2 separate regions of the Homo sapiens genome follow, and region 1 is linked to region 2. Evidence: chromatin loops called from intact Hi-C (ENCODE). Cell type or tissue: GM12878. All regions are shown on one strand. Each heading gives the region's core, and the rest is flanking DNA. Links, peaks and the distances in the headings are about the cores only. Region 1 has its middle 19 kb from the start of KCNMB2. Region 2 overlaps LINC01014 (long intergenic non-protein coding RNA 1014).

Evidence for each region. A loop is a pair of places that touch in the nucleus more often than their neighbours do. Peaks named below come from ENCODE experiments on the same cell type or tissue, not always from the same donor. Only the 100,000 strongest peaks of a DNase experiment are listed, where the experiment ranks them.
Region 1: a loop joins it to region 2, with 7 times the contacts of the local background. A loop is called at or near these places in 1 of 110 quality-filtered maps.

What each region holds. Positions count from the first base shown.
Region 1 is chr3:178,515,027-178,520,416 of GRCh38, forward strand. No RefSeq gene overlaps it. Among named protein-coding and RNA genes, the nearest start is that of KCNMB2, 19 kb to the right of the region's middle. In GM12878, for the core only: no CTCF peak of the experiment used is centred there; a DNase peak (open chromatin) is centred at 4,245; H3K4me3 peaks cover 1,094 bases; H3K27ac peaks cover 5,000 bases.
Region 2 is chr3:178,434,626-178,440,015 of GRCh38, forward strand. All of the region lies in intron 1 of LINC01014 (long intergenic non-protein coding RNA 1014), which reads left to right. Among named protein-coding and RNA genes, the nearest start is that of LINC01014, 18 kb to the left of the region's middle. In GM12878, for the core only: a CTCF peak has its summit at 2,265 (motif pointing right); a DNase peak (open chromatin) is centred at 2,292.

The DNA of each region.
Region 1 (5,390 bases), core at 330-5,329, 81 kb after region 2:
AATAGTGCTGCCATGAACATATAAGCACATGTCTTTTTGGTAGAATGACTTATTTTCCTTTGGATATATACCCAGTAATGGGATCACTGAGACAAATGGTAGTTCTGTTTTACATTCTTTGAAAAATCTCCAAACTGCTTTCCACAGTGGCTGGACTAATTTACATTCCCACCAACAGTGTATAAGCATTCCTTTTTTTCTTCTTCAGCCTCACCAGCATTTGTTATTTTTTGACGTTTAAGTAATAGCCAGCTGGGTGCAGTGGCTCATGCCAATAATCTCAGCATTTTGGGAGGCCGAGACGGATGGATTACTTGAGTTCAGGAGTTCAAGACCAGCCTGGGCAACATGGCAAAACCCTGTCTCTACAAAAAATACAAAAAAATAGAAATTAGCTGGGCGTGGTGTCACATTCCTGTAGACCCAGCTACTCAGGAGCCTGAGGTGGGAGGATAACTTGAGGTCGAGGCTGCAGTGAGCCATGATCGCACCACTGCACTCCAGTCTGGGTGACAGAGTGAGGCCCCATCTCAAATAATGATAATAATAATAATAGTAATAGCCATTCTAACTCATGTGAGATGATACCTCATTGTGGTTTTGATTTGCATTTCTCTACTGTTTAGTGATGCTGAACATTTTTTCATATGTTTGTTGGCTGCTTGTATGTCTTCTTTTGAGAAGTGTCTGTTCATGTCCTTTGCACACTGTTTGAAAGGATTACTTCTTGCTTGTTGAACTGTTTAAGTTCCTAAGAGATTCTGGATGCTAGTGGACCCCTACCTTTCACCATATACAAAAATTAACTCAAGATGGATTAAATATTTAAATGTAAGTCCTCAAACTATAAAATACTAGAAGAAAACCTAGGAAACACCATTCTGGACATCAGCCTTGGCAAATAATTTATGGCTAAGTCCTCAAAAGCAATTGCAACAAACACAAAAATTGATAAATAGACCTAATTAAACTAAATAGCTTCTACATGGCAAAAGAAACTATCAACAGAGTAAACAGACATGCTACAGAATGGGAGAAAATATTTGCGAACTATTTATTCTCTTTTATAAATGTCTTCAAAATATGTTTGTCAGAAACAGTCACAGGGTATTTGAGATTAAGAGGTGATCACCCAACCACATATGTCATAGATACTCCTGTGATTTAATTATCACCCAAGAATTTAAACAAAATAAAGGTCCAAAATATGCATTTGGAGGTTCAGAAAATAAATGACAAATTGCAACTTCTAGATTTACATAGACTGAGCCTTCTCTAACGCTGCCAGAAGACAGTCTGAATATTGAAGCCTTTGTCTCTTTTGAGCTTTTTAACACATTTGAAAATCAACACCTTGAAAACCTTTAGACATTTTCCATCCTAAAAGGTAGAGTTGATTTTTACGTATAAGGATTTGTGATCTCCAGCATCAGGGAATGTACCTGTCTGAATGAACTCTGCTGAAAAAAATGCATCTTCAACTCCATCATCATCTTCATTGTCACCATTTATCAGGAGTTTACTATATATCTGAAATTGTACTAAGAGCCTTACATGTTGCAATTCACTTAATTTTGACACTAACTCTGAAAATGGGGTAATGTCAATCTTATTTTATAAGTGGGAAACTGAGGCACAGAGAAGCTTATTTCCTCAGTCATGCAGGTAGAACATACAGAACCATAATTCAGATTCAGGTAATCCTGGTTCTCAAACTCATGCTGTCACCACTACCAACCAATTTCTCACTGAGGTCTTGATGTCTGTGACTGATGAATTATGTCTTCTAGAATCTTAAGAATTGAGATATAAATTAAAATATCTATAACTCATTTGTTAATAAAAGGAATTAATAGAATCATGGGACACTGTGAAAACCATGATATTCTAAAATAGAAAATGAAATCATGACACTAATAAATTTGTTGAGTCTGAGATTTTTTTAAAAAAGCTAATATGTACTTTTTAGGCTCACTTCTTGGAGGGGAGCCCTCTCTAACTGTCAGGGACTAGAGATTTCCTGCTGCTGTTGTTTGCTAACACCCTACTCAGCCTGCTTAGGAACATGTTGACAACATTAAAGATAGGCTGGATGTACTCATGAAAAGATAAATATTAAAAATGAGCTGGAGGACAGGAGGGAGGCTTTTTGTTTTTCTTCTGTGTGTGTGTGTGTGTGTGTGTGTGTGTGTGTGTGTGTGTTTAGCACATGTCATTAGGCAAACAAACAATGCCATTTTCTGTTGCTTTGTTTCTGAAACAAAAATGGTAGTGGGTAGAAGAAATCAGCAACTTTACAGTCAGAATCAGACCACTAAAACCCTCAACAGGCATCAAACGCTTCACTCAAAAAAACAGAAACAGAACACTTGGAGACAATACTATGGTAAAGATGTTTCTTTCCCTCTGATCAAACCTACCCTGAGAAAAGAGATTTACAGAATGAAAAAGATATGTTTGTACATTGCTGCCTTAAAAAATATTTCTTGGCTTCACGTTTCCCCTTACTATTAAATGAATGTGTGACAATGTGAAAATTTTATCACTTGCTAAACTTTTAGTTCACTTCAACAGATGAGACCTCTTGTAGGTTTTGCTGAAGGTGGAATTGGGCTTTTCAGGATGAGTCTGTCTCCATCATGGATCCTCAAGCAACTGGTAGAAGCCAAAGAATAGAAAATGCTGGAACTTAGCATGAGGTAATAAAGAACTTAAAGTTAGAAGAAACTTACTCTAGCTCATCGTCTGCATGTGAACGGAGAAAAGACTATGCTTAGTTGTTACTGGCAACGACTTCTTTCTTACAGCTCACGGGAAACTCTTAAAATTCTTTTTAAAATATAATTCCTCACCCGTGTGGTACACTATGGAATACAGAAAGTTGGAGTTGCCTTTTTTCTAGTTAAATAGCGGACTTTTTTTTTTTTTTTTTTACCTATTCACATAGATCTTGTAGTTATGTACTCATCTTCATTCAACCCTTCATTAAATCATTTCATAGGTAATTATAGAGCACACACCATGTGCCAGGGGCACTTCTAGGTCTGAGAATACAAAGATGAATAGATGAGTAAGATGTGATCTGTACTTTCAAGAAGCTCACATTCTAATTCTATCTAGTGTGATTAATGAGCCTTTAACAGGGGAATGTACACAATGCAGCAGAGGTGAGCGTAAGGGATACAACTCTACCCAGGAAGGTCAAAAAGGGCTTCACACAGAGTGAGGCTTCAGCTGAGACCTGATGGATAAAGAGAAGTTCACCAAGTAGACATAAGGAAAAGGGGCTGTCCAAGAAAAAAGTGAATTTACACAAGACACAGGGTGCAATGGTCTTCGTGCACAGTGGTACCCTTCTGAGTAGTAAACTTAAGGATTCACTGATTCAAGAGATAATATAGGCTGAAAATTAGAAAATCTTTAAAGTATTTTGAAACTTTCAAAACAACTGACAAATAATAGTTTAATAGAGGAGGCTAAGGAGGGTTGGGGTCCCTCCTGCCCTAAATAGGATTAGGTTTCTCCATTTTTAGATAACTCCTCTCCCATAATGCATCCCTTATGGCTCACATTAGAAAGAGAAAAGCCATCTTCACTCTGCAAAAGTGATCATAGTAGGTATCCTAAAGAAATATATACAGGTATTTAACCAGAGACAAACTGATAATCCATATGTAGTCTGTCCAGTTATCCGTCTAAGAGGAGGTGGACCTTCAGATATTGCTCCATGCCACCTTCCTGTCGTGCCCTGCAGCACTCATCTGGCTCTTCTAACTGCAGTGCCGCATTGCTGACTCACAGGCAATCTGATAACTACCCAGAACCTCACTTTCTTTTTCTCCCCCTCCACACATAGCTGGCTCTTTCCCCTCATAAATATGGGCACATTTGAGCCTTCTCCCCATCCTGTGTCTTCCTCTGCTCCTAGTTAGAAACGAGTTTTCTGTATTTATTTTCTAAATCACCAAAGTCACTTTGAATTCTGAATCTATCTTTTATCAAAGTAATAGAACCCAGTTTACACAGCCTTGTCACTGATATACTTAATAATCTTCATTGGTCTCTGCTGTGTCATTGATTTAAATGTGACTCACCCTGCTTCTAAGACTTCTTGCTACTGAACATCACTTGTTGTGTCTCTAACCATTTATTCTCAAAGACTATTCTCAGATTATGTTTCTAGCCAGATGTTATGTAGTTAGAAGTGTACGTGTTCTTAGTCATATTTCCACAAGGACCGATACTGTGCTGCAAACTCAATTTAGAAACATTACCAAGGTCAAGAGAAATGACATCTATAGAATGTCAGAAACCAAAACTACCCTTCTGCCCTACATGAGACTAGGTTTTTCTGATAGGGCTTGATCTTGACAAGAAATAACCTCAAGACCAACTGGCAGCTGTAGTCTTTAGAGTATTCAAAGGAATTGTATACAGCTGAACCTAATGATAATTCTGTGAGGTAGGTATTTGAAGTCCTATTTAATAGATGAGAAACCTGAAAAACACAAAAGTTAAAGGATTTGCCCTGATTCGCACACAAGTAAATGGCTAAACACAGATTTGAAGGCAAGTACTCCTAGGTCAAATCCTGTATCAACTCTAGGGTTCTGGAAAAATGAATTTTATTATAGTTTCCTCTGTGAAAAAGTTAGAGTTATAATCCTCTAATTTTCCATGTCATCTCTAGGCACCTTCCAGGATTCCTATTCTTTTTAATTGAGCTAATATTCCATCAACAAAAGCAGGCATCTATTTTCAGGTCATGGAATGTAAATCAGCCCAGGTTTTCACATAAGAAAATCAGAGAACCATGTCTGAAAATACATGTTAGCTTAGGGACCTAACAAGTGATGTTCAGTAGAATAAAGTCTTGAGGCCAAGGTAAGTAACGTTTGAACGGATGGCATCTCGAAGAGCTCAGAATACAGATCTTGTGTGACCATTCTTTGCTCCATTTCTTTTTCTGCCTTTTAGTTTGCTGTCTGCCCTTTTCTAAAGATCTGGTCTGTATTTTCTATCATGCTGAGTTTTAGCATATTGGTTCTAAAACACTAAGTAATTGAAATTGAAAAATGGTGATAAGAAGATGAAGTCAAAGTATGTGAAAAATTTTAAAAGCATTATACCAGATCTTTAATTTTTTTTCTTAAGATAAAAGAAATGAATTAGCCCCCAGTACTATGATAGGTGAAGCTAATGGCATAAACTTAATTTAAGGTCATAGACCCCAAAAAAGCCTGTTTTATGTGATGAAGACAGCATCTTAGGGAGCTAAGGGCTCTGTTGTCAAATTTCCAGAGTAGAGATGCGTGATTTATTCTCTAAACTGCTTTTGATTACCCTAAAGAAGGAACGGTGGTAATAACTACTGGAAGGCTTTGGAGAAA
Region 2 (5,390 bases), core at 82-5,081:
AAGTGATGTTTTCAAGGCAGCAGATGGCACTCTTTTCTATGCTTCAGTACTAAAAGTTTCAATGAAAGAAGCTCTGTCTTCTATAGAGAATCAAAAATTTAAAAGACTGCAGCACTTTTCGGGAAAGTGAGGGATGCTTGGTTCTGAAGTCTGATCTACATAGAAATGTTCATGCCAAGTTCTAGAAATTTATTTATTCTAAGGAAATGATTTGAGAGAAGGAGGGCATGGAAAACATATGCATAATAATGGGCATTGCAGCACCATTTATAAAATTAAAAGCAATATAAATACTCATAGATAGGATATGGGGAAATTTTTGTCCATGTAGTTAATATAATACAATACAATATAATATAATATAATTAAACCATAAAAATGACAGCAGTTGAAAAATGCTTCTTGGCTAGATACAGTAAAAATGGTATTTATATAAAACAATCTTTGATCTGTAAATACACAAAAAGTGTATGTATTATACATGTACATATATATACACACATGAATATTAGACTGAAATTTTTGATACAGAAATGAACATAGTTGTTTAAGGGCGCTGGGATTATTAATGCCCTTGTTTTTCACATTTCAAGTAGTATCTAAGTAATTGCCTAAATATGACAGCATAGCTTCCCCTCCTAAGAGAGACTTACCCAGGAAGCCCCAGGGTAATCTGTGCTTTAGGTAATTTTGAAATAGGGAAAGAAAGTTAAAGTAGTCAAAGACTCACCAAAGCTCCACCAGGTGGTCAGGCACTGGGAAAATTGACCTAGCACAGTGTCTAGAGCTAGCTTTCTCTAGACTTGCTGTTGGACCTGATGCAGCATTTCTTACCTTCCTCGAGGATGCTGTTAAGAAAGAACTGGCTACTCGAAAGTGAAGCTCTGGTGTTTCAACTCCAGAGCTTGCATCCAAAAAGTACATGAGGTTGTAATGATGGATAGTTGTTGGAATAACCATTGTTCTCACTGGTCCCTAGAAAGGGATCTGTGGCTCTGCAATGGGGAGAAAGACAGGTTGCTGTTTGCTTCTCATGTCAGCACTATGGCTCAGAAGGAAGCACCATAGCCGCAGTCACCCCAGGGAAGTATGAGGCACAGTCTCCAACACCACTGAGGCATCGCCGCTGCAAGATTGATTCTGCCTTAGGGGAGGCAAGACAAGGCTGAATGTACAATGTGTAACTACCATTCGCTGAGCCTCCATTGTTAAGCAATCTTTGTGTCAGGTGCTTTACGCATGTTATATGCCTTACCTTCAGAGCAACTCTAGACAGGTTTTACAAGCCCCACTTTGCCCAGGAGGAAACTGAGACCCAGAGAGATTGATTATTATATACAAGCTTTCTTAATAAGAAAATTACTGAGTTGAAATGAAACTCAGTTATCTGATGCCATGCTCTTTTCACAACACTACTTAAATGCAAACGGTCCCCTCTCCTGAAACCTGGCATGCACTGGCTCCTGGATAAGCTTCTCCTTGACTATAGACTCTTAGGGGCTAAAGAAATGAGAGCACAACAGAATATTGAGTTTCAAGTTACTCAGAACTCCCTCAGGAAAACTTCCTTGTTTTACAAATGCAGAAAATAAACCCCAAGGGGATAAGATTCTATTTTAAAACAATATTTGTACAGTACTGTTATGGGCTGAATTATGCCTCTCCAAAATTCATATATTGAACCTCTATTACCTAGTACCTCAGAATATGACTGCATTTGGGGTAAGAGTCACATTTAGGTTAGTTTTTATAAAATGAAAGAGTTGTATAATGTCAGAGAACAGGCTTTCATTCTAAATGAGATTCTTTCTCCTTCTGAGGTTAAGCTAAGTGAAATGTCTTTTGGGCAGAATCACAGAACATTAGAGACTACTTGTTGAGATTATCTCACCTTTTCTCATTGTCTAGATGAATACATAGGACCAAAGAGAAAGAATTTTTGCACTTATTGTACCAAGATATGTTCCTTTCTTTCATGAAATTGAGAGTACAACAAGTAATTGGCAGCACTTAGTGTCAGTATTGCTCTTATGCATTTAACTATAAACAGAAGGGAGAATATTTTTAATGTTTTCTTTACTTAAAAAAGAAATCCTACAAACAAGTTGATATTCTTGTGTCACAATAAAAATACTCTGTCTGTTCCCAATTTGTCAAAAGGACAAGAATTTTCAAGCTCTCGACAGGACCCTTAGAATTTAATCATTTAAAAAAAAATGTTTTAAGTTTCTACTGAGAGTTCTTCTCAATTATGTCCAGTAGGTGGCATTACTTTAACCACACAAAGCAAGAAAACCATGAAAAAGCCAGAATAATTCTGATACAGATCAGAAGCTCTCAAATGTTGGCTTCAGACTAGCAGTGTCACCATCACCTTGGAACTTGCTCAAAAGGCAGATTCTTGGGCCCTACCGCAGGCCTATTGAATCATAATCTCTAGGGGTGGGCCCCAACAATCGTGTTTTAATAAGTGATAATGTTGCATGCTAAAAGATGAGAATCACTGAGATAGAAAATCAAGTTTGCATGAAAATCAGATAATAGTTTTTCACATTGAGGCAACATGATAATATACATTACAAATGTTATTTCCTAATGAATGCAATATTCTCTTTTCAGAGTCAACAGCATGGACAAACCTCAATCACCAATATCATTTCTGTTGGCCTTATTAATTACTTACTATGGGCCTAGTATTTCACCAGTATCAACTCATTTACTCTTTATAACAACCCAGCACGGCCAGTGCTCTTCTCTCTCTTTTTATAGATGAGGAAGTAGAGGCTTCGATGTCACAAGACTGCCTCTTATTACGCAGCAAGTAAATGAGAAGACAGTACTCAATATCGGCGAGGTCTTGACACCAAAGCCCTTGCTTTTCTTCTTTATGCCCATGTAGGGTTGTCAGATTTAGCAAATAAAACTACAGAACATGCAGTTAAATTTTAATTTCAGATAAACAACAATTTTTTTAGTATACATCCCATGCAGTATTTGAGACATACTTACACTGAAAATGTTATTTGTTATTTATCTGAAATGTGATTTGATTAAGAATAATTTTATCTGGACACCCTATCCTGTTGTCTCTATCTGTGTGCATTCCAATCAGTTGCAGAAAAAGGAACTAGAAAATAATCTTTCTTAAGGGTTATTAGGAATAAATCTGAGCATGGGCCTCACTCCAGAAGCTGCAGTTTAACGTCCGTCCCAGGTGATTTGTATGCACATTACTGTTCAAGGAGCAGTGGCCTTAGAATGCTTACAATCCAAAATGACTGTGGTCTAGAGCTGGGGACCAAATTTAAAGACCCCTCCAGACCTGAGAGTCTATGAATCTATGAGGAAAGTGAATGTGAGATAGAATAGCAGTTTACTATTTTTTGCACTTACTTAAAATTCTGATACAACTTTATATGAGGCAACAAAAATATTTAAAAATCAATAAATATTTTCTTTATAGAATTACAATACTTGATTAGGTTTTTGAGGATAGGAATAAAATTAAGTAGAATTTTATGATTCTTTTGCAAAGCATTACAAGAAATATCTTTAATATTGGATTTGAACTGTCTTCAAATCAAGTCACAAACAGAATATTTACAGCAGAAATAATGCTACTCATTTTATAAGTAAGAATACTTTTGTTGAAATCCATAACATCAAGTATGAGATGCAGAGAGAGTAAAATAGTTTCCCAAATGATACAAGTACTTATTCATTCCATGTTTATTGAACACCTGGGGGAGGTGAAAGGTGAAGGTGTGTTACGATAAACATCTGCAATTCATGTGGGATGTTATGGCACCCCTTTATGCAAAACTTTAAATAAATGGTCTGTTCCAGGAACCTGCTTCAAGTTGCTGAGACAAGAATGACAGCCAGGCTGGGCGCGGTGGCTCATGCCTGTAATCCCAGCACTTTGAGAGGCTGAGGCAGGCAGACTATGATGTCAGGAGTTTGAGACCAGTCTGGCCAATATGGCGAAACCCCGTCTCTACTAAAAATACAGAAATTAGCCGGGCATGGTGGCGCACGCTTGTCGTCCCAGCTACTCAGGAGGTTGAGGCAGAAGAATCACTTAAACCCGGGAGGCGGAGGTTGCACTGAGCTGAGATCGCGGCACCGCACTCCAGCCTGGGTGACAGAGTGAGACTCCCCCCCTCCGCCCGCAAAAAAAAAAGAATGACATCCAACAGTTCCTCCTGCCATGCCTACAAAAATCATTACAGCTCAAATAAACATATGGGTCAGCTCATTTAGCAGACATGTATTAATTTCCTACTATGTGCCAGGCTTTAAAGAATGGGCTTATATGTGAGAAAAAAGGGGCAAGGAAATATCATCATGTGCCATGATCCAGTGGACTAGGAATGATGGTACTATCCAGGACAGAACCTTGAAATGGAGAGAGACGTGTGTGCGTGTGTGCGCGTGTGGGCGCGTGTGTGTGTGCGTGTGTGTGTATGGGGTTGGTGAAGAGAGGTTGGATACAACATCAGGAAGCCAGGCTGGGGGATCTGATTAGAAAACTTCTGCAGTCTCCAGTCTTGGACTTACTATCATTGCCTTGCCTCTAGCCACAATTAAAGAAAAGTAATTCATTTCCATCTGCCTGGTTTTAAGTAACTGGAAAGTCTTTCTGCTTTAATTCGTATGCATTTTCCATATTTTTTTCTCTCTGACATTAATTTGCACAGGGCTTAGAAAAAGGTACTTCATTAACTATTAACCATGGTACTTAAGAAGTTGGGGACTTTCAAATCATTAATCATATTAAAAATATATAAATCCACCTCTCTTCACATTTGGCCCACAGAGGTTCACGTTATGAAAAGAGTTTTAGTGATTTATTTGGTCTTGAACCACAAGGTTCTGTTTTTCTTAAATCCCTATAAACAGTCTACATTTTGGACACTGAACAAGTAAATGTATGTTGCATTTTCTCACTGAATCCACAGGGTTATTAAAATGTATACTTATTCCCCAAATAATCCAAGCTCAAGCACTTGAATAAGAATACCTCAAGGCTTTCCTCTTTCATTTGCTTTGTGGACAGCAACTGCAAGGCAGGGATGAGTCAGCACGTGTGTCCAGCTAGCAGGAATAGGCAGTAGCCCTGGTTTATGCTAAGCCATAGGGGAATTTTGCAGTCATTTTGTGCTTCACTGTCCAGGTTTTTCAACATCAGTGGAACCTTTTGTGTTTCACCCACTGTATGGAAAAATCCACGACTGTCCTAAGAAACCTGAGAACAAACACCCATCTGCCTATCCTTCCAACACAGGCTATTAACCACAGTAGCATGTACCCCGTTCTGGGCTGATACTTAACATTTTGGGTTTTCATCCTTACAAATTTACATAAAAATATGTGTGATTATCTCAATT